Regions from separate parts of the Homo sapiens genome. Here region 1 is linked to region 2. A link is an interaction called in ENCODE POLR2A ChIA-PET data of the cell type or tissue named here. Cell type or tissue: PC-9. All regions are shown on one strand. Each heading gives the region's core, and the rest is flanking DNA. Links, peaks and the distances in the headings are about the cores only.

Evidence for each region. ChIA-PET counts read pairs that join two places held together with the same protein. Peaks named below come from ENCODE experiments on the same cell type or tissue, not always from the same donor. Only the 100,000 strongest peaks of a DNase experiment are listed, where the experiment ranks them.
Region 1: POLR2A ChIA-PET joins it to region 2 with 10 read pairs; 2 of 35 experiments call an interaction of 5 or more read pairs at or near these places.

What each region holds. Positions count from the first base shown.
Region 1 is chr1:110,215,250-110,223,574 of GRCh38, reverse strand. It overlaps KCNC4 (potassium voltage-gated channel subfamily C member 4), which reads right to left. Exons shown (of 4, transcript NM_001039574.3): 2 at 1-611. Among named protein-coding and RNA genes, the nearest start is that of KCNC4, 9.1 kb to the right of the region's middle. In PC-9, for the core only: no CTCF peak of the experiment used is centred there; no DNase peak of the experiment used is centred there.
Region 2 is chr1:110,520,541-110,528,836 of GRCh38, reverse strand. It overlaps LOC124904292 (a long non-coding RNA gene), which reads right to left and starts at 3,384. Exons shown (of 2, transcript XR_007066353.1): 1 at 3,318-3,384; 2 at 2,010-2,370. In PC-9, for the core only: CTCF peaks have their summits at 3,958 and 4,159 (motif pointing left); a DNase peak (open chromatin) is centred at 3,456; H3K27me3 peaks cover 7,553 bases.

The sequences.
Region 1 (8,325 bases), core at 161-8,160, 310 kb after region 2:
GCCCACCAGAAGCCAATGGGGATGTTCTTGAAGTCGGTGTGGTCATTACCCCGAGGGTCGGAGGGCCTGGCCCCAATGCGCTCAGCGTAGTAGATCATGGTGGCAAAGATGAGCACACCCAGGGCCAGGAAGATGATAAGCAGCAGGAACTCATTGGTGCTGGCCCTCAGGGTGTGGCCCAGCACGCGTAGCCCCACGAAGTGGCGTGTGAGCTTGAAGATACGCAGGATGCGCACGAAGCGCACCACGCGCAGGAAGCCCAGCACGTCGCGGGCCGCCTTGGATGACAGGCCGCTCAGCCCCACCTCCAGGTAGAAGGGCAGGATGGCCACAAAGTCGATGATGTTGAGCAGGTTCTTGACGAAGTCCAGCGTGTCGGGGCAGCACACGATGCGCACCAGGAACTCCAGTGTGAACCACAGCACACATACGCCCTCGATGTAGGTCAGGATGGGCTCTGTCTCTACCTCCCGCCGGAAGTGCACGCTGGTGATGTTCCCTACGCGGAGGATCTCTGTCACGTTGCGGTCGATATTAAAGGCCTCATGGGTCTCCAGGCAGAAAGTGGTGATGGAGACCAGGATGAAGAAGAGAGAGGCAAAGGCCACTACCTATGGGCAGGGGAGGAGAGCAGGGGGCAGCTGTCAGACAGGGATGGATGGGCCCAGCTGGGGACGTGGACTTCTGCATGAAGGTTACCAGGAAGGGCATTCCAGAGTGAGAGGTGGGATTAACGTATGGAGTCAGGGCTGGAAGTCCCTCCTCAGAGGGTCTTTATCCATATGCTTGGGGGCTCTCGGGCAATGTTTCCCAATCTTTGTCACAAAAGATAGAAGCTGCTCTTGGCTGGAAACACTGGTCAGGTATCTACAGCTGCTAGACCTGCCTTTGATAGCTCTGCCCACCTCTGACCCATTTGCATTTTAAGGCTTCTCAAGCTGCAATGGGAATCTTGTTACAATGCATTCCTGATCCAGAGGCTTGGGGCAGGTCCTGTGATTCTGCATTTGTAATAAGCACTCAGGTGAGGCTCTGTCCATGCACCACAGTTGCAGTAACTGGGCTTTAAGGCAATGGTCCTCAAAGTATGGTCCTGGACCAGAAGCATTAGGTCTCTGGTCCTTTGGTTAGAAACACAAATTTCAAACTTGACCTAAAGCTACTGAGTGAGAAATGCCAAGGGTAAGATCCAGCAATGTTTTAACAAACCTTCTAAGTAATCCTAATGCACACTAGTTTGAAGTCCACTGTATGAAGGAATGCTCCGAGGCAGGTTGCTGCAAGGAATGACCCTGGACCACTTTCTGCTGGCTGAGCCTATTATCCATAGTCTCTTCTCCTGCCTCTCACCTTAGGATGTCCCCGCTGACTGCCTAGATGGTGAGGAAGCCCCTAAAGGCAGACAACATGCACCATGGCAGTTGAGAGGGTGGTCTGGTCAGAAGAACCAGTCTCACTCCTTCCCACAAACTGACATTTCCTGGAACTCTGAGCTCCAAAGAAAAAGGAACCATACGCATCAGCATCAGAGTGGCAGGGGCTGATCTCGACAGCTGCTGGGATCTCGGCTAGAAGGATGACAGCAGCACTCGGCAGAGGAACGGCGGCTGGGTTTAAGTGTCCAATCATTATGAATGGAGATGAAATGCATGTGTAATAACACCAATTATGGAGGCTTCATGTGTTATTCATGCCGTGCCATCCACCACTGTCAGGATGCCCACTGATGGGGTCCAGTCTCATGCCTCCTGCTGCCGCCTGTCCTGCACGATGGCTGGACTGGGCTTCCTCCTTGACCAGACGGCTGAGCCTAAATAGGTGGGTAAGGGAGGTCTGTGGCCTCATGGTACCATTTGGTAATCCCCATGCCTGCCTGACCTACCCTGACTTCCACCTGGCTGTGTGGACAGGCACTGGCATGTGCCCGTCCCCTGTCCAGTGAGGACTCAGAGAGGTTTTCCTCCCTGGGAGTCTGCACTGGGATGGGGAGGGCATACCTTGTTCTTAGTACTGCAAAACACCAATGAAGAATACAAGGGGACCTGGGAAAATGAAGCAAGCAGCAGCACCTCCAGGGCTACTGGAGCAGGAGCAAGTTTGAGGGGGAAAATCTGGGAATGAACAGTTATCAGCTGTCTCTTCTGTGCCTGGTACTGTTAAGCACTCTGTATATGCTTCAATCGCCTTCAATCCTCCCAATGACCCTGTGAGGCACGCCTCATCATCCCATTTTATGCAGGATGAACTGAACATCAGAGACGTTACATACTTGCTTAAGGTCACACAGCCTGGAAGGGATGAAAACCAGATTTGAACTCAGAACTGTTTAACTTCAAAGGCTGTACCTTTTCGTCATACCACAGTGTTTTCACCACCTCCCAGGCAGGGTCAATTCACAGGCCTGGGAAAGCCATCTCTGAATCACTGATCCTGTTCCCAGTTAGCTCCCTGATGACTGCTATTTCACCCGTGGGAAAGTGTGCCTCAGGCTTAGGACAGGTCCCCCATCACACACCTCACTGTACCTCATTCGCACTTTAACTTGGATGGGTTGATCAGAAACAGCATGGAAGGAGAAGGCTAGGTCCAGGGGGTGAATGGAGATGAAATGCATGTGTAATAACAATTACACAGACACACTTTCCCAATTTTACGACACTGCTGGAGTTTTTCCTGCTTGCTTCTCCCCTGTGAAGGTAAATTTAAGTTCCTTTTCTAGCCTCATTCTTCCTCCTCTGAGAAAGGGGCTGCCAAGTCAATACAGGCTGATATGGGCATTAAGTAAATGGCTCCAGCCTGTGGGCTCTCCATGGCCATCCCTAGGTGGGCTGGCAAAAGTGCCTGTCCGTGGCCGTGGCCATGCCAGGAGTCCAGTCCTGGCACCACCCTCTCTCCTGAAAAACAGAGTGGTTGAGGTAAGGGGCAGGGACAGCATATCCCAATTCTGCCAGGAACCATGGGAAGCAGAAGCTGGCTCTCTGAGGAAAAGTTAGCCAGGAGAGTAGGCCCACCTGGGAAACTGAGCGTGAAGTTAATTAGTGACTTGGAAAAACAAGTTCAGGAAGAGCTGCCAAGAGGGTGAGCAGAGGGAGGGAGGGAGGGAGGGCGGCATGGCCCCGGCCATCCTCTCATAGCAGGGCCAGGGAGCCTGCCTTGCTACCCTCCTCAACTGCCACCACCATGGGCTCATTCTGCAGCAGGCAAGAGAGTCCTTCAGGCCCCGTGGGCACCAGCCACATCCTGGATTAGGGAACAACCCCCTGGATTCCTGTCTGTCCATTCACCTTTGCTTTTTTTCAAAACACAGAACTGTTCCATCTACTATTAACTGCTACCCCTCACCTCCACCCTGAGAAGAGGAGGGGAGCTAAAGAGTGGTCATGTGTGCCCATTTTTTAAGTGAAATAGAGGCACAAGAGAGGGCAGATGATTTGCTCAGGATCACACTGAGGCCAAGTCTCCTGACTCTCAGCTCAAAGCTCTTTCCAATTGGCCCCTCTGACCGAGCAGGTAGGTATAATCCCCTCCTCCTTTGTTGAAACCTTGGTGGGGCCTCAATCTCCACTGTGGCCTCTCCAGGGCTGGGGCAGCAGGCACTCAGCAGGCCCCAAGAAGCCCTCACTCCCCAAGGAGACAGAGATGCGGCCTGAGCTGTGGCACCTTGCTCCAGGTGGGTCCTGAGGTTACAGGTTCCCCTTCAGGGCCCAAATTATTCCTTTCTGCCCTATGTTGCTCCCCAAACTGAATTATTTCATAAGTGGTTGACCCTGCTTGCAAATGGTGCTTTTCACCAGGCCTTTTCACCTGTCCACACTGTGTATCCACTGTGTATCCCTGTGGGCAGGGATACACAGCTCCCTTGACTAGGGCTTCCTAGCACTAAAGGGGGCCAAGGGAAGAAGAGGTGGTTGCAGCAACACCACCCTGCTTAGAGGCCAAAGCCTCAGCCTTGAGCCTTCTATTCATTCCCCACTGGACCATCCTGCCATCCTACAGAGCTGGCAGTGGAGATCCGAGCCTCCCTCTCATGGGCCCCTGTGCTGACAGACTAAGGGCAGAGAACAGCTAAGGAACCCTACACTAGAAGCCTTGGGCCCGGGTTTAGACTTCCGGGATTCCTCATCCTGGCCCTGCCACTCAACCAGGTAAATGAATGGTAACTTCTGCACCTGTTTCCTCTATATAAAATGGGGACAGTACTAGTACCCCCTTCACAGTGTTACGGTAGGATTAAATGAGCTTCTACATGGTAAATGCCTGGCACCCAATAGGTGCTCCATAAAATGGAGATAAGAGTTGAGGAGGGTTAGGGTCCTCTGCGTGCAGCTTTTGAAGGTGAGCCGAATCTGGAGCCAAAATACCACAGAATCTTTGCTTTTTAGAAGTGAAAAACGGAGACTGAGAAAGTTATCCAGTTCAACTCCATTTCTGCTGTTTTACAGATGAAGAAACTGAGGCCCAGGGAGGAGTGCTTGCTTGTCCTGATTTTCATGGCTGAAGCTGCTAGTTCTTTCCACCACAAAGGGCATGGATTCTGCTGGAAGGCAAAACTTCCCAAGTAGAAAACTGCCGGTGAACTGGCTCCACCAGGGGCAGCTCCTCTCCTGCTGGGAGGATGCAGGAGGGTCTCAGCACCCTGGACAGCAGGCTCCCATCCTCTAAGCAGGAGAGCGCCTCTCCTCCCAACTCCCTGCGCCCCCTGGGCTCCTGTGTCCTGTTGAAAACTCACCCCTCTCCAAAGGCCCAGTTGTTCAGCCCTATTACCATCCTCCTCCACCAACCCCACCGTTGGACTGTCCCTAGAAATGTAAAGCCACACACTTCTGGGTTCAAGTTGGGCTCTGCTACTGACTGCATATGAGACCTGCATGAGTTCCTTAACCTCTCCAAGCCTTAAGGTCTTCATTTATAAAGTGAAAAAGGGAGCGCCTACCAAGTACAAGACACCGTGTTTGGGAAAATACCAGACAACCACCCTTGCCCCGGGACCTTACATTCTAGTGGAGGCCGACTTTAACAAATAAACAAGCAAAATACACAGTATGTCAGGTGGTCTAAGGGTTATGAAAAAAAATAAAGAGAAAAAGGAGATAACGGGTGGGAGGATAGGGGAGTTGTTTCCAATAGAGAGGTCAGGTAAGGCCTTAATGACAAGGTGACACCTGAACAGCCCTGAAGAGTGAAGGAGTGAGTCATACGAAGAACCGGAGAGTTCGAGGCAGAAGGGATGAGTAGTGCAAAGGTCCTGAGGCTACAATCTGCTTGCTATGTTTGAGGGGATGAGGGTAGTATCTACCTGGTACAGTTGTTTTGAGGATGCAAAGAAATGATACTTGTAAAACTCAGCACAAAGCCTAGAGCATTCCAGGAATCTGGCACAGGCTGGGTCGAGGGGAGAGGTGACAGACACCAATCATTGGGAACTGCATACAATCAGCGGGGGCAGGGGAGGAGAGCCCAGGAAGAAGGGCCAGGGAGACAGATGGACAGATAAACATAAGGAGACTCAGGCCCAAAAACCTATATTAAGGATGAAGTGTAGGAGAAGGGAAAATTGAGAACACAGCCAAAGACACTGGCAGAGTAAGATCTGTGGGGATGGGGTGAGGGACTGAGGGACTGAGCCTTCCAGGGAAGCAAGATCCTTGTGCCCAGGCAGTGCTGGAAGACAGTGGGGCAGTCCCGGGGGTAAGAGGCAGGAAATGAGAAGGTCTGCCAAACAAAGCATCTCTGAGCTATCCCTGGCTCCTGGTTGAGGGCCCGCACTAAGGCCTAGGTCCCAGCAGAGAAACATCCCCTCCTCTCCCCTCCATGGGTGCCCCTAGGAACAGGACCTGGCCCTGCCCCCACCCCATGCTGAGCCAGGACCTTCTGGTCCCAGTGTCCAGAACCCACCTCTACCTATGCTCACCCTCCGACGAGCCAGCACTTGGGGCCTCTCAGGGCCTCTGGGTTGCCCAGAACGGATGAGTCCCTACCCCAGAAGGAATTCAGTCTAGCCCGGATCACTATCCAAGAACCCGCTATTCAGTCAAATGGAATTCCTGGTTATTGCCCACCCAGGCCCCACACTGTCCAAGCTCTGCTTGAGCTGGTCACCTGACCAGAAAATTCCCCCTTTCCCTAACGCTGCATATGGTTTAGCTCTACCCACATGGAAATTTTATTTATTTATGTATGTATTTATAATGTGACTCTTTGAAAAAATTATTTAAGGCACTAAGTCAGTATCCTACAAGGCCCACCCAATTCAACTTCTAGTTCCTTGTGGAAGCCTCTCTGAACACCTCCTACACCTCATCCCACGTAGAGGTGGGATTTATTGATTCCTCCTCTCACTTCCTATTGAACTTTATTTTCTTACGACTCCTGTGGCACCTCTCATGATCCGTCTTGTATTACTGTTGCCATTTCTTGTCACCTAATTTCCCTTGACTGCCACTTACTCTACCCGACTTGGCTTTTGTCAGGAGCATGGCCCCCTCTGACTCATCTTTGGATTTCTAGAACCCCACATGTGTATGGTAAGTACGCAGTAAGTGTTTTCTGAATGACTGGGGCCAAGGTGACCCCCTGCTCTCTCTCCTGGTCCTGATGAGCCTGTCAGAAGAAGAGGTCATCAGCTCCACTGACTGGGACAAAGTGACAAGGGTATATGCCCAGTAATACCTCTAGGTGCTGGGGCCCTAGGACCTCTGCTGCCCTCCAGAGCGAGCCAGGTCCACTTCCAGATAAGGACCCCTGCTAGGGGCCAGGTGACCACCCCTTAGCCTGAAGAAAATTCCAGCAGGGAGCAGGGCCAGAGGTCATGGCAAGTCAGTTACGCACAGGGAATGAGGGTTGCACAGAGCTCTGGTGCCCAGCATCCCAGGCTGACACTGCCCATGGGTGGGGGTGAAGGGCCCAGGGTCTCCTACCCTCAAGGCCAAGCTGCCTGGCTCTGCTCCTGCCTGCCTGCTCTTCCCCCGAGTCTCCAAAATAGCTCGTTTACTTTCTCCCCTTCCCTACTCCACACCCCACCCCTAATGTGACAACCAGAAACACCTCAGCATTCAGAGACAAGATGTTCAGAGACAAATGTTGATCTGTTCAGAACAAGAGAAGAAAACAAACCCAAGAGGAAACTGGGAGGATGCCCTGCGGGCAGGGCCTGCAGGGAGTCCTGCAGCCTTCAGCCTGGCCCCTGCCTGCTCCTCAGGAAGGAGGTGGAGGGGCTGCCCCGGGCAGGCTTGGCACTGCCCTCCTGGGGAGCTCAGAAAGCCAGGGTACTGCCCTCCTGGGCTCAGGTTCCTGGTTCACCCTAGCTCAGAGGGCACAGCATCAGTGAGTCCTGGCCCTCACTTTAAAGCCTGTCGTGATCACTGACCTGTCCCCCAGGCAATGCCCGGACCAGAGAAGCCAGGGAACTTCAGAAGCGGGCAGGCAGGAATGCAGCTCTGCTCCTTTCCTAGAAGGCCTTGGTTTCATGCTCTGCCTGGGCCAGGGAGCTTCCCTTAGTCTTTTCTCCCAGCCACGCCTCCCTTCATTTTTCCTATGGAAATCCCACAGTGAGAAGAGAGGTTATCCTTGACCAATTCTGGGGAGTGAGAAGTAAAGGAACAGATAAGAGCAGAGTGGAGGAAGAAGCTCTCCAGTGAGGGGCCACCCTCTGGAAACCAGAGATCCTCTCTGGGCAGGAGCCAGAGGCCATAGGAGGAGCACAGACTTAGATTGATGAGACCTAGGTTTGGATCCTAGTTCTACCACAAGTGGTGCGACCTTGAGAAAGCCCCACCAGGCCTGTTTCCTTATCTGTATACTGATACACAGATGTTAACAATATCTGCCTCACCTAGGCCAGATGAGTAGTAGCAGAAAGCACAGGCCAAGCCTCCCACATAGTAACTGACACTTAACAAAGGGGAAGACCCTGCTGGAGCTGCCTTCCTGGAGCAGGGAGTTCCTGTGGGTCCCCTCCTCTACTCAAAAGGGAAACATCACAGGAAAAATGTGCTGATTTAGCCAAAGGAGAGGAACTGTAATCCTTAATAAGGCTGATAGCTGAGCTAAAGCCAGCCCTGCCCTGGAGACCTTGGAGACTAGGGTAGGGGAAGGGCATCCTGGCCCCATTCTCCAGGCCTCTTGTCTGCTCTCAGAAAAGAAGGTGCAGGTTTCTAAAGTTTCGGATGCTGCCAAACCTCCACTGGGCCCCCTGAGGCTGTGAAGTCTCCACGGTGAGCCTTCACTCTGCCCTGCCCCTCGTACCTGTTCCCAGCTCAGGCCACAGAAACGGAACCACAGCAGCAGCTGCCCATGGGCCCAGCACAGTGGAGCAGGGGTGAGCAT
Region 2 (8,296 bases), core at 1-8,000:
CAACACTTAGCCACAGGGCTTGCTTGCCTCACCCTGGGCTGGCTGTTCAGGGAAAGAAAGGCAAGGAAGAAAGTATGGTGGGCAACAGCCAGGTGGAGTAGGGGCCAAGTCCACTCCCCACTCCAGTTCCCTGGTGGATGCTACATGTGTCCACAGATGCTAAAGTTGGCTGCAGACAGCAGATGAGGCCAAGGTCCCACCACAACCTGGGAGACAGAGACACACACAGGATGTGTGCCAGGCTGGGTGTGGAGGGAATCACTGGAAGCCTTTCGCAGGAGTGACTTAACCCACCCTGGCTGTGCGGAGGAGCACTCTGGTAGCCACATAGGGAGGACAAAAAGAACTGAGGAGGCCATGGCAGCAATCCAGGCAAGGAGTGACATCTGCACAATGGCTGGCAACAGGACGGAGAAAGGGGAGAGGTGGGGCAGAGATGGGACCTCATGGAGGCAGATCCCACAGGTTTTGGAAACTGATGGGTGTGAAGGTCTGGGAGAAAGAGGCCTTTACCTGAGCAGAGAACCAGACCAGGGCACACCCTGGGGACAGGAGAAGACACTGTGAGCTCAGATAATCACAGGGGCGCCAAAGGAAGGCTCCACTTATGCTTTCACAGCCTGGCCCAGGCAAGGCAGCTGTTCCCCAGGGCAGCCAGGCCTGGGCTCCTACACACACTGTAACCAGCTTTTACATCGTGCTCGCCATGTGTCTGGTGCTGTTGTGTTTTACATTCACCCCTTTAATTATCTTGACAGCCCTATGATATAGGTATTCTCATTTTACAGATGAAGAAACTGAGGCACAAAGATTAAGTGTCTTGCACAGGGCCACAGGACTAGCTGGTTATAGAGCTGATATTGCAAACCCTGCTGTCTCCAGAGTCAATGTTTGTTAACACCGTGCTAAATAAACTGCCTCCTGGGAGGGTGAAGGGAGGATGTTGGGAAGGGATGAGGCAAGTTTAGGTAAATTTATCAGTGGTGAATTGCAGCATGTTATTGAGAAAAATCAGAGAAGCACCTTGGTTCAGAAAGGCTCCTCATCAGTGGGCAAACCTGGCTCAGGGCTGGTGAATCTATCCCCTGTGTTTTCATGAGCATTCTGACATCTGTTATCTCACATGGGCTTCAGACCTATTCATTCAACACAGATGTTTTTAAGAACCTTCCATACAGAGTATCAGGGGATAGTCTGCAGGGCAGATGTTTCCATGACTGTTTTAAAGATGAAGGAACTAAGATCTAGCAAGCTAACGTGACTCCCCTAAAGCTACACAGCCGGCAAGAAGCAGAGGCAAACCTGAACTCATGTCCACAGACTCCACATCCCATGCTCTCCAGCTGATAAACTGGCTTCATGAAAACTGGTGGCTGAGGGCCAGGTGGCAAGAGTGGAGTGTTAATTAGAAATGTCCCCTACCTTACAGTTTCATCTAAAATAATTCCTTCTTACATTCCTGGGAATGGGTAAAAACAAACCCATATTTCAGGGGATGGGAAGGAGAGGTTTCACAGGAACAAAAACCCCAGCACACTACTGCTAATCTGCCCTTCCCCATCCCATACCCCACAGCTGAGCTGAGCTGGTCAAGAAGGAAGCTTGGTGGGGCTCTGTCGAAGCCCCCTCAGGGAGCAGCAGCTGGATACAGGGTGAGAGGCTGAAACTGGGACCTAGTTGAGGACAGGGCATGGTGAGTGTATGGAGAGTGTTCAGCTCAGCCCCAGCTCTCTGCAGTGTCCCTCCTGGCTCCACACCTCCCCAAGGACCTGCTTAGCAAGGCTGACACCCAGAACTCTGCAGAAGGCCAGCCCAAAACTGCAATGAGCTTCCCACTTTCCAAAGTCCGAAGGGTAAATACCCACGATAGACTTGAGCAGAAGCTGCATTGCTGAAGGTGCAGGTACTGATGGAACCAGCCCCTCAGCTACCAACCACCATGTATAGACAGAACCTGTAGGAAGTTCTTCAGGCTTCCAGACCCATTACTTCTTTGTTGTCTCTCCCAGTATCCAGAAACTGCATTTATTACCATCAGAGGCAGATGCTCCCTTCTCTCCAGAGCAAACAAGAAGGCAATATGGGGACTTGATGGTGCACAAAATCAAGAGGTCCAGGAAAAAGAACCCAGGAGTCCTGCCTCCCAGTTGGCTTCCAGAGCAAAAGTATTTCACCCAGTGTTGGGAGGCAGCTGTTCCAGTCTCCATGGTTCATAGCAGTTAAATTGTAAGCTCTTACATTCCTGCAGGAATGAATTCTTCCGTGATTGTTCTTTTCAGCATCGCTGCTGCTGCTCGGGTTTTAAATGAAAGAACTCTTGCTTGCATCATTTCATCCCTTTAGGAAGATAGATTTGTCCTTGAGCAGTCCCTGCAGGGAGAGAGACAGACTGCCCACACTGTGCCCATCGACACTCTAACAAGGAAGAGAGTCACGTGACCAGCTTTCTGTGCCCCCTCCAGCCCTCCTTGTCTTCTTTCAATTGCTCCAAGTAACAGAACATTCTCCTGTTCTGAGAGGCAGAGAGACTAGATGGGAGAAGGGGGTGTCAGGGCACACCTGGAACAGAAACATCTGTGCAACGTGGGTGGTACTGGGGAGTGCAAATTTGTGCATGGGAACCCTCTCATGCGTGCCTGCATATTTACGCCAGCACGTGTCTATCTCTGTCTTCAGGTATCTTGGTAATTGTATGTGCAGCATGGATATGTCCGTGACTGTGTGAGAAGACTCACATAGCCATGCTGGTGTGTGCCTGAGTGTGTCTGTTGTGGCTATTTGTGTGTCTGTATGTTTGTGTTGCATGTGTGTCTCCATGTCTCTGTGTATGTGTGTGGGCACTGCCCCTGGCTGAATGACAGTAGGCCACACGTGGTAGTGGATCTGCTGTTGTGGGACTGTGACAGAAACGTGAGTTTGAGTCACAGCTTTATAACGTAGTGACTGAAGGACTGTGAGCCAATCACACAGCTTTCTGGACCTCAGTTGTCTTATTTGCTAAATGGGGGTAATAATCGCCACCTTCCTTAGGGCGCATCGTGAGGCTCACATCCTGTGTGGAACTGTGTGGTCAGCAGGAGTGTAGGTAACCGAGTGACCACCTCACCCCTCACAGCAGGACAGGAGGAAGCAGCTTCACCACAGACAGAGGGGCTTAGAGCACGGGCCGTACAAGTTCTACCCAGCCTCTGATGGCCCAGGCACATCGGTCCCCGAGGCCTTCCCCTTACTGACCATGCCTGTCCCAGCAGGCTCAGCATCAGCATGGACAGCCTCTGAAAGGGCCTGGCTGCCATACTAGTAAGGGTGAAACTCACCCATTTTACCGTTGGCAGGACAGGAAAAGGAGGAATGGCCATCCCCACCCCCATGGTCCCTGACCGGGCCCAACTGATAGCAGCTGCCAGCATTTGCTGAGTGCCTACTGCACGCTGCGTGCTTTCTATGTGACATCACTTTCCCACCACACCCTTTCCAGGGAGGTGCTAGCAAGGCTACTGTAAAGACGAAGAACCCTAAGTGAAGGGAGCATAAGTAACTTGTTCTCTGTCACGCAGACACTAAGTGGCCAAGCCAGGATTGGGAGCTGGCCCTCCTGTCTGCCCCCAGAGCCTGTGCTCCTGACCAGGATGGAGAGCCTGCCTCAGGCTGGATGAGGGGCAGCCCCCACACCCAGCCTGCTGACCTCCCCACTGAATTCAGGTCTCCTGACGGACGCTGCTCTCAGTTTCCAGCTCTACCCTTTCCATGGCCCTAAGGCTGACATCGCCACCTCTGCTTTCCACTCAGAAAGGCTGGAGGAGCTGGGCACTCGAGGGACCAGAGGGGCTACAGTGAGCAGCAGAGCCAGCGAGTCTTGCCTAAGACCCCATCTTACCATTCCCTGGTTGGGGAAACTGAGGTTCTTGGAGAGTGAGGCAACATAATCCCGACCACGTGAGACAGAGAGGTACAGAATCCACACTCTTCCGGCCGGGCCGTGGTTCAGCATGAGCCGAAGAGATGGGGCTTGGCTCTAAGAGGGGCAGAGACCAGAAAGGGTGAGGTTTGAGAGCCACTCACTGGGGAGAATCTGCAAGACCTGAGGCCTGGCCGACCCTAAAGTGAAAGAAAAGCGGCATCAAAGAGGTAAGTAAAGGGTCCTCGGAATGGCCCAGGGATTGCTTCCAGCAGGACAGCAGCGCCCTCTTCTGTCCAGTCACAAGAGGTGTCACGGTTTGCGTTTCACCCCCACCTTCCTTCAGTCCTTCACTCATTTGCTCAAGGACCGGAGAGCCAGGCCCACCTGCCCACCCCCTCATCCTCCTACCTGCTTCCAGCCCTGCGACATCTGAGCTCCCTGTCACCGGGGCCTTGGGGCCCTGAGATGCAGTACACACTGTTGTCTTTGCATGATTACTTATTTCAACCATTCTCTGACTAAGGAACAGCTGCTGCCTCACCTGAATGTGTAGGAGGTGTTGGAGTTGCTAGGCAACCAAAGTTGACCCATGGGGAAAGGCCATGGAATGGGTTCTGGATACTGCCTGCTTGGTATAGCTCTGTGACCTTGAAAAGCCAGGTCCACAGCCCTGACATTAGCCACAGATGTCTGCAGGTCTGTTCTGGGAGAAGCACAGGGCTGAGCCCCTCCCCATGCCCTGCCTGCAGGAAGTGCCTGGTCCAGTCAGAGAAGAGGTTACCTGAACCATAAAGCCTCATCCTCAGTCTGGCTGCCAACATGAAGAGCTACAGGGCTCAGGAGGGGCAGTTGGGATGGCTGAGGTCTGTGTCACGTGGGCAGGGAAAGCTTCCCAAAAAAGATCAGCTCCCATCTATGGGATGCCTACTGCATGCCAGGCAAAGTTCTATACACTATCTCATTCTTTCCCCCAAGAATCCAAAAGAAAGGTATGATTAGACCCAGTTAGAGGGGAAGAAAGCAGAGTTCACAGAGGTGGTGATGTGCCTAAGGTCACATACCTAGTGGGTAAAAAGATGGGATTCAAACCCAAGCCTGTCTGGCTGTTAGGGAAGGGCAATGAGCAGAGGTCAGAAGATGGGAAAGCATAGGGGTCTCCGGGACAGTGAGGGGGCCAGCCTGTTCCCACATGCCAGATGCTGAGGGACCCAAAGATGACAAAGTTCTAGGAGATAAAACATGAATCAAATAAAATGCCGAGAAGGAAATGTAGACAACTTCCAGGGGGTGCTCAGAAGGGCAAGAGTGCCTTCACCTGGAGTCCTTAGAGAAAGCTTCACCTTCAGGTGAGGTTAGAAGTGAAGTATGCAGGTGGCAGGACCTGCCCACATGGTGGCCTGGAGGGAGGAAAGTACAAGTATGTTCAGCAAGGAAAAGAGATCTGTTTCAGCCAGGTGCACTGTCTCAGCACTGTGCCAGGCAAGCACAGAGATTACATGTAGAATCGGACGTTATGGAAGACTCTTGAACGTCATGATCATTTCAGCTATGGGTGAGAGTTCAGCCTGGTGTAATGGCAATTCCATCAAGGCCCTGGATCACTGGGCAGATCAAAAGATCTAAGACTCAAAGGGTGTCACGCAGAGCAGACTCCAGGCCCCTGCCTGTTGCAATGGGAGCCAGTCCCCAAATAACCCCAGCTCTGAAGTTACAGCTTCATCAAGTGACTCACCCCACCCAAGGCGTCCGTCTCCTTCCAGAGTGTGGGACAGAGTGGGGGCAGCCCAGACTGTGAGTCCAAGGGGCAGAAACAACTCTGATCTTGACTCTTATGAAATACTAATTATAGTACAAAAGCCTATTGAAAGAGTGAAACCCTTCCAGAGAAGCAGATATTTTCCAGTGCAAATAGAGGCTTCTCTCCCACCACTAAACAGACAAAATGCCCAGCACCAAGCTGAGAGAGCCAGCCTGCCATGGCCCGGGGCGTCCTTGACATTGTGCACATCTCTGAGAGAGGGTAAAGTGCCCACAGCCTGATCTGCAGGGATACAGCACTGCTGGGTGGTCTCTGGGCACCAAGACTGACCCTGGGCTCCAGGGTACATTCATTCTTTCTAAACAGTTTTCTGAGCTCTTGCAACATGAGCAGACATGGTGCTGGGCACCGTAGTGAGCACTATGCAAGAGTAATCCCCTCTTTCCACATGACCCATGCAGTTTACAGAGCATCATACCATCCCCTTTGGTCCTTGCCGAAATCTTGAGGAATCATTGGCAAACCATGCACTTTTATTTCTTTTGTTTGTGTGATTGCCTTTTTTTTTTACAGATTTGTTGAAATACAATGACGCACACTAAACTTAGAGTGTGCTACTTGATAAGTTTTGACTAGTGTATAGACTTGTGAAGCCATCACAAAATCAAGATAAGAAGCATAAACTTCACCCCTACAATCTTGAGCCCCTTTGTAACTCTGCCCTCACCCTCTCCATCCTTATCCCCAGGCAATTGCTGATCTGCTTCCTGTCATTCTAGATTAGTTTGCATTTTCTAGAATTTCATATAAATAGAATTATTCTATATGTGTATCCTTTTTATCTAGCTCCTTTGACTCTGCATATTTTCTTATTACAGATGAAAAAATGGAGTCTGGATGAGGTAATGCAAGCAGTCAGTAATCACAGAACTGTAGAGGCAATGCAGGTGTCCTGGCCCTGAGCCCATGCACCAACCGCCACCCCTCATTCATTCATCACTCATTCATTCACTCACTCACCAGAGATGAATTGCGCACATAGGTGGGCTAGCCAAGTGGTGCATAAGACAGACATGTTCCCTGCCTTCATGAGCTTACAACTCTTCATTCATTCATCCATTCACCTACTTAGCAAGCAGGTGCTTAACAAATAATCACTCTACATCCACAGGATACACTGTTTGAAACTGGCACTGCCCCACTACCTCCAACACCACCCTGACCCTCATCAGCCACCCTCCTATATGCAACTTTGAGCTGGACACTGGGGTGACGCAGGTGGGATTGTAGGGGAATCCTGTCCTCCAAGACCAAGCAGGCTGATAGGAAAAGCTCTGCAAAACACAGTCATGCATCCTGAAAACTTACAAGAGAGCTGAAGAGTGAAGGCTGATCCCCTGGAAGCTGGTGCTCCAAACTGAGGACAAAAGTGAGCATCTACACAAGCAGGCTAGCAGCACAGGGAGACAGAGGGCTCTCTCAGACACTGGCCAGGGCAGGCTCCTGGGACAAGGTAGGATCTGAATAGTTCCCAGATGGGCAGGGAGGAATAGATGATGGAGGAAGGGAGGGGGAGTAAAAAGCATATGAGAAGCAAGAGCAAAACAAGGATGAAGGCATGGAGTCAGGACTGGGCTGAGCAGAAGGGGAGAATAGTGAGCTGAGAATTCCTCCTGCAGTTCTTTACGTGAAACATGCTTTCTACAAGCATGTTATATTGGGTTTATGTGTGGAGCAGAGGGGAGGAAAACGTAAAGGGAGATTTTTGTCATTTTACAATTTACAATTACAATTTACAAAGTGCTTTCACTGTTACTACCTTATTTAGTTCTCAGTATAATCTTTGAGATGGGAATTACTATTATTTTTACCCATTTTATAGATTAGAAAGCTGAGTCATAAAATCCAATGATTTGCTTTAAAATATACACTCCTAAGTGGTGGGGCAGAGCCTCACACCAGGTCCTTGTCCTCAAGACGGTTCTCTTTTCTCTTTGTTTTAATGATTAACATTTGCTACTAATGGGGCAGGTGGAGCCGCCTGCACAGCACACTTCTGTAGACCACGGAATATGCTGTTTGACCTTGGCACTGTCTGCCACCTCCTCACCATCAGACCCTCATCAAACACCCTCCTACCTGTCACTTGACCTGGGGGTGGAAGTGACAAAGAGGAACCTAGGAGGCAGGGAGAAGGGAAATGGCCTGGCTCCCAAAAAAGGAAGTTAATTATTTGGCCAAAGAAGCTCTCCCTAATCCCCAAATGCTTTCTGCTGCTGGCCTCCAGAGAAGTTCCTGATAAGGGTCACTCTAGCCTTGGCTAGAACCATGGAAGTGGTTCCCAAACCTTGCCCAAAGCTCACTGATGGTACTCATTCCTCTCAGAAAGCGGGACTGATTCACACCTGGAAGATAATCATCAGGGAGCACCATCTGCGGTCCAAGACCCCAAAGGAGAAAATGGTGCTCCGAAGACATGAGATCAACACAGAGCTGGAGTCCCCCACCCACAGCCATCCAGCTGCCAAGCAGTTCAGGACAAGGCCCCCAAATCATCATGCGAATTACTGTGAAGCTACATTTCTCCAGGGCTTTACCATGTACAGAGCCAGGATTTGAACTCGGGTGGACTGATT